Linked DNA regions of Mus musculus: region 1 is linked to region 2. Evidence: chromatin contacts called from ENCODE Hi-C data. All regions are on one chromosome and are shown on one strand. The core of a region is the stretch at or near the end of the contact, and the rest is flanking DNA. Distances in the headings are between cores, read along the strand shown. Region 1 holds the start of Zic4 (zinc finger protein of the cerebellum 4). Region 2 overlaps Adamts7 (a disintegrin-like and metallopeptidase (reprolysin type) with thrombospondin type 1 motif, 7).

What was found. Hi-C counts contacts between places; a loop is a spot of excess contacts on that map.
Region 1: a loop to region 2 is called in a map of T-helper 1 cell, with 4 times the contacts of the local background. The contact joins the promoter of Zic4 here to the enhancer-like site in region 2. A Hi-C loop is called at or near these places in 2 of 37 maps with a recorded cell type or tissue (T-helper 1 cell and T-helper 17 cell).

Annotation. Positions count from the first base shown.
Region 1 is chr9:91,376,612-91,379,329 of GRCm38, reverse strand. Zic4 (zinc finger protein of the cerebellum 4) reads right to left here and starts at 1,358. Exons shown (of 3, transcript NM_001374749.1): 1 at 1-1,358. The coding sequence starts at 636.
Region 2 is chr9:90,188,168-90,190,880 of GRCm38, reverse strand. It overlaps Adamts7 (a disintegrin-like and metallopeptidase (reprolysin type) with thrombospondin type 1 motif, 7), which reads right to left. Exons shown (of 24, transcript NM_001326351.1): 12 at 2,443-2,612; 13 at 2,089-2,222; 14 at 1,142-1,262; 15 at 1-33. Among named protein-coding and RNA genes, the nearest start is that of Adamts7, 27 kb to the right of the region's middle. Within about 2 kb of position 1,305, at least 1 of the 3 ENCODE cell types and tissues checked has a DNase peak (open chromatin) inside an H3K27ac peak, as active enhancers do.

The sequences.
Region 1 (2,718 bases), core at 109-2,608, 1.2 Mb before region 2:
AGGGAAGGGCTTCTCGCCCGTGTGCACGCGGATGTGATTTACAAGTTTGTATTTGGCTTTGAAGGGCTTGCCCTGTCGCGGACACTCCTCCCAGAAGCAAATGTGGTTAGCCTGCTCTGGGCCACCGACGTGCTCCACAGTGACGTGCGTGACCAGCTCGTGCATGGTGCTGAAAGTTTTGGAGCAGGGACGCGGGGACATCGGGCTGTCATCCCCTAGCCACTTGCAGATGAGCTCCTGTTTGATGGGCTGGCGCATATAGCGGAAAAAGGCTCCAGGGCCATGGGGTGCGGTGAGGTTCATGGTCAGGTTCATGCCGCCATAACCGTGCAGGGCTGTGGCTGTTGCCAGAGTGTCGCTGCGGGCCATAGGCCCTGGTGCAAAAGGTTCCGACCTCGCATACATGTCTCCAGGGATCCCCAGACGCAGGAGTCCGTTCAAAGGACGGCTGTGGGAGGCCTGAGGAGGCTGCTCGTGAAGGCCCGGAAGCACGGAGGGGTTCGAAGAAGCGGCGAGCTGGGGCCCATGGTGTCCACAGCTGCTACCTGTTGTCGAGACAAATAACGTGCATGAGAAGCGGTGGCGTGGGCTTCGCACTTTCCCCGGACCCCGGGGACACACTCTGCCCAGCCGCATCTAGGTTTCTGGCAGTCGGTGCTGGGATCTTGAGCCGGTCGGTGCCAGCAGTGAAGCTGGCAGACCAAGCAAAGTCAAAAAGCCTCCGCCTTCGTCCGGCTGGGCTGCAGTTCTGCCGAATCCCCTGCCGCGCCATGCGCTGGAAAGGGGTAGCGATAATGGGGTAGGTGGGAAAGGCAGCAGGGCTGAGTCTGTGGGTGCCTGGGGGCACGGCCTCTGCTGCAGAGGTGTAAGACCCTTATCTCCAGATTACTTTGTCCACCAACACCAAGGGGTGCTCCCAAGCCAAAGATGGAGATGATAGGAGGGGTCATTTCGGAGGTGGTGAAGTTGGAAGAGGTAGTGATTTTAAAGCGTCCTAGACGTGTATATAATAATTTCAATGTCCCACTGGGCCCGGAAAGGACCGCCTGCTGCACCTCGGTCTGGCAGCCACCAATGCTACTGCAGTGTGATAGTGCAAAGAAAGGACAACCGATAAAGACGAAAAGGGAAGAGAGAGAGAGGAGAGAGAGAGGAGACAGAGAGAGAGAGAGAGAGAGAGAGAGAGAGAGAGAGAGAGAGAGAGAGAGAGAGAAACTTATGCAAAGTGGCGGAGATTGTTTGTTTGTTTGTTTTTTAAGTTTGGGGTTTGCCCCCTCCTCCTTTCTGTTTTCTCAGTCTTTAATGTCCGTGTGAAACCCCGGGCACTACAGAGGCGGCGGCTGAACGCTTAAGGAAATGAATAGATTCGGGGCCGCGGCCCCGGGCCACCGTGAGAACAATTGCCTGTGTCGCCTATTGGCCGGTGGTCCGGACCGACGTCAGTGATGACAAGATCTCTCTCTCTCTCTCTCTCTCTCTCTCTCTCTCTCTCTCTCTCTCTCTCTCTCTCTCTCTCCCTCTCTCTCTCTCTCCCCCCTACTTCCCTCTCCCTCTCTCCCTCTTCCTCTTCCTCTTCCTCCTCCTTTCCTCTCCCTCCTTCGCTCCCTCCCCCAATCCCAATAGCATTTCACGCTTCTGTTGCTCATGCGCTCTGACCCAGGCACGGATTCTTTTCTTCCCTGTAACTCCCCACCACCCTCCTCCTTCCAGAGTGCTGAGCTTTGCCTCCATCTTCCTGGAGGTGAGCGAGCGGTGTTAGGTTATGCTTATACCTATGACGACTCCGGGAGAAGTTGAGCAGAGTCCTATGAACAGTTGAATACTCAGGTGCCTCCAAGAATTAGGAAAGTTTGTCTTTGAGCTTAAAGCACAGGGTCCAAATCAAGGCAGAAAAGTAGACTGCAGACTGCCTGGAGCAGAGAAACTCCTCCGGTAGCGAGCTTAGGACCCAATTTAATTCTTTCTTTTTCTGAAGTTCCTTCCCCCCCTTGTCTTTCTTTCTTCTTCTTCTTTGCTCTCATTTCCCCTAAGCCTACCCTGCATGTCTGCCGCACCTTGGTCCTGTTTCTGCTCCTTTATTCACTCACCTTTCCTCTTCTTCTCTACTCCTGCCAATTAGCCTTGCCTCTCCCTCCTCTCGGTGACTGGCAGTCCTAGAAGTAGAATCCCACCCTGACTAGAGAGACTGGACCAGAAGAGGTCATGAGGAGGGACTGTTCCAAACTCACTTCAGGCTCCCTGAAAGGTCTCTTTTCATCATAGCTCACATTTATCTACCCGCGGGTATTCTGGCTAAATAAATAAATAAACGGCTCAAGGCACACAAATACACAAATAGAAGGAACAGATCCTTTCCTTCCAGTCCATGGGCCAGGGGACTAGTCTGGGGGTCCTGAATTCTGTGCAGTGGTACCAGATGAAGGTTCCACCAGTGACAACTGTGATAGCTTCCAGTCTGTGGCTACTTGTTGCAGAAACTTTGACCTTAGTCCTTGCTCACTTTAGGACTCTACAGAGTGGATGGCACAGTTGGCACATCCATGGCCTTCAGTCTAGAACTACCATTATAGCTGACTGACGAAAACCAATTGAAGATTTCAATTTTGGCTCAGGAATGACTGACCTTGTCTGTCCTAGGATCAACTGCTTCCTGAGCTCAGGGCCCTGACTCTGTCCTTGTGCTCAAAAATGCCAAAGAAAGTTCTTGGATCCTCTGTT
Region 2 (2,713 bases), core at 56-2,555:
CTCCGGCTGGGATCAGCCCTATATCCACATACCCTGTGGGCAGGATGGTACAGTTTGGTCCCCGGGTTTAATCAGTCAGTTGCCCCCCACCTTCCTGCACTTGCTTCTGCTGCTGAAGCCAACGACTCCACACCATCAGTTCATTATTCTGAGTCCCCTCCCCCAAAAAAATATAGGTATTGTATCCACTCTGGGTCACCAAGGCTTCAGAAAGGGCCCACAGATCCTTCCCCTATGGCTCATAGCCCACCATCACTGTCTGGGAAACTAGGAAAATGAACTGATCATTATCAGTTGAGCCTGATCCATCATCTCTCCTGTCCTGGAAAGCCACTGGGGCCTTTCCTTGCAATGGGTCGCCTGAATTCTCTTTTTCCATTAAGCAACCCTGTTCTTGGGTGTGCCCAGCACTACTCCATGACATAAGACACTGTTGTTAGACCCACTTTACAGATGAGGAAATGAAGCACTGAGGTAGGTTAGTTGTTCCGCATAGGGCTCCTGTGGGGATACAAGTCAGCCCTAGGAAGAAATGCAAACTGTGGAGCCCAGCAGTATAGCCTCACAGCCTACCTGCCTTACATGGGCAGGCTGTACCACAAGCTTGCCTCTAGCTGGGATTCTCCTCACCCAATCTCTGGAGTCATTCATCATTAGGCTCATTCTCCACGTCCTATGAGAAGCCTTCCCTGATTTCCCTGACTTCCCTGACTTCCCAGGTCAGACCTTCTAGCTTGGTGTTTCCTTCTCTCCCTGAAATACACAGCCTACTGCCTTTGTCACAGTGAAGATTCTGTCACCTGTAAGCTCTTCACCTAGGTGTCCCCCCAGAGTTAAATCACACAGTTGGCACTTAAGCAATATGTGTGACTCAGACCTCAAGGCTGGGACATGGTACTAAAACTTCAGAAGTCAACAGCCCTCAGAAAGGACTACCCACCACTCACAGTCACTCAGAAGAACCCCTAAGAGAACAGGTCTCACTTGTGACAAGGATTTACTGACTGCTGTGAGGATTAGGACCCTGGTCAAACAAGGAGTGCTCTGATGCTATGTCTAGTCTAGACGAGGACCCGAGGACCACAGGGGCAAGCAACAGGATTACAAGCATACATTCACAGCCCAGCAGCCCCAACCATACCCTGGCCTTCAGTCTCCTTGAAGGTCCTGCTCACAGTCTGGCAAGTAGAGCCATCCCCCCGGCACACGCCACAGCGGTCCTCCTCAGCACCAGAGTCAATCACAAAGTCGCAGCCCACGTTCTGTAATAGAGAGGAGGCCCTTTGTGCTGGCTGCCAACCCCCTGAGTATGTGCCAGGGCTCAGGAGAGAGACCATAGGAGGAGGTCAAAAGCCTTTGCTTGGGTCCAGTCCCATCACAGTCATCCTGCCTGATGACTAAGCTCTTTTTCCCCTGATCCTCAGTTTCTCTAGATGAGAAGGGGGGAGGGGGACATCATTTCATGCCTTAAGAGTGTTAAGAACATCCCAGGAGACAGGAGGCAGGACGTGCCTCTCACATAAGACTACAGATAAACGTGGACTCTGGCACACCGTGGAATTTTTCTATAAATAGGATTCACTATCAAAGACACTGGGTTAGCCCCTCTTTCTTCAGCCTCCTTTAAACCCAAGCTTTAAAAGCAAGAAGCAAGGTAAGGAAGGTGGCCGGGGCCCTGGGCATGGAAGAGCAGGAAGCACTAGAAATCGGAAGAACTATTACGAAGCACAGTGCTATCTGCAGGCTCGGAGCCCAGCATACCACCAGGACCAGTCTGCCAACCCCTTCCAGTGAGAGAGGAGGCAGTTGCCTGCATCCACCTAGGCTTTCATGGCTGGAGCTTTATAGGTAGGCATGCTGGGATAAGCAGTAGGAAACTGGTGGAGACAAAGTGGGTAAGGTGATAGTGACTGACAAGTTGGTGCTAACTGTGGGCTCTCCATTGCCAGAGACAGCAGGGCACAGAGGCTGTGTCTTAAAAGTCAGACAGCAGGGGCTCAGATGCAGCCTGGAGAAAGCCAGGAAGCCCTGGCAGTGGGCCCAGGGCCTGCCAGCAGGACTAGGCGAACCTCCTCCTCTCCCACATACCTTACAGATGCCGTTGAGGCAGATGTCACGGCTGATGCGGCTTTGGTAGCAAGGGGTGCCATCCACCACAGCATCCCTCAGCTTCTCTGTATTGGAGGAGTTGGAAGGCCGGCAGTGCAGCTCACAGGGGTTGTCTGATGGGGCAAGGGGAGGACTCATGGAGCGACACCAAGAGCAGGCATTACAGAGGCCACCAGGAAGACCCCTGCGTCCTCCATGACACACACGCAGACTGAGGAGCTAGAGATGAGCAGCTCTCCCAGCAGGGACACCAAGGCCTGAGGGTCCTATGTCACTGCGGTCCATACATCCTCACCTCTGGGCCTCAACATCCGTGTGGGTAGCATAACTCACCGTCATTGGGCACAGGCACCCATTTATGGAGCTTGCCCTTGTACAGCATGCCATCAAACTGGCTACACTGGGTGTGACGGAAAGAGGGACGGTCCGGCGGGCAGGCTGGCAGGTTGCAGAGCTGGGACCGCTTCCTCTCCCCCACACAGTACTTGCCTCTGTTCTTAGGCCTGTAAGGAAAGCCATGGGGCTATGAGTATGCTATTAGCTCCCATGCCAATCAACATCTACATCTTCTGCACCCAGAGTCCCCTGCCCCGCCCCCACCCTC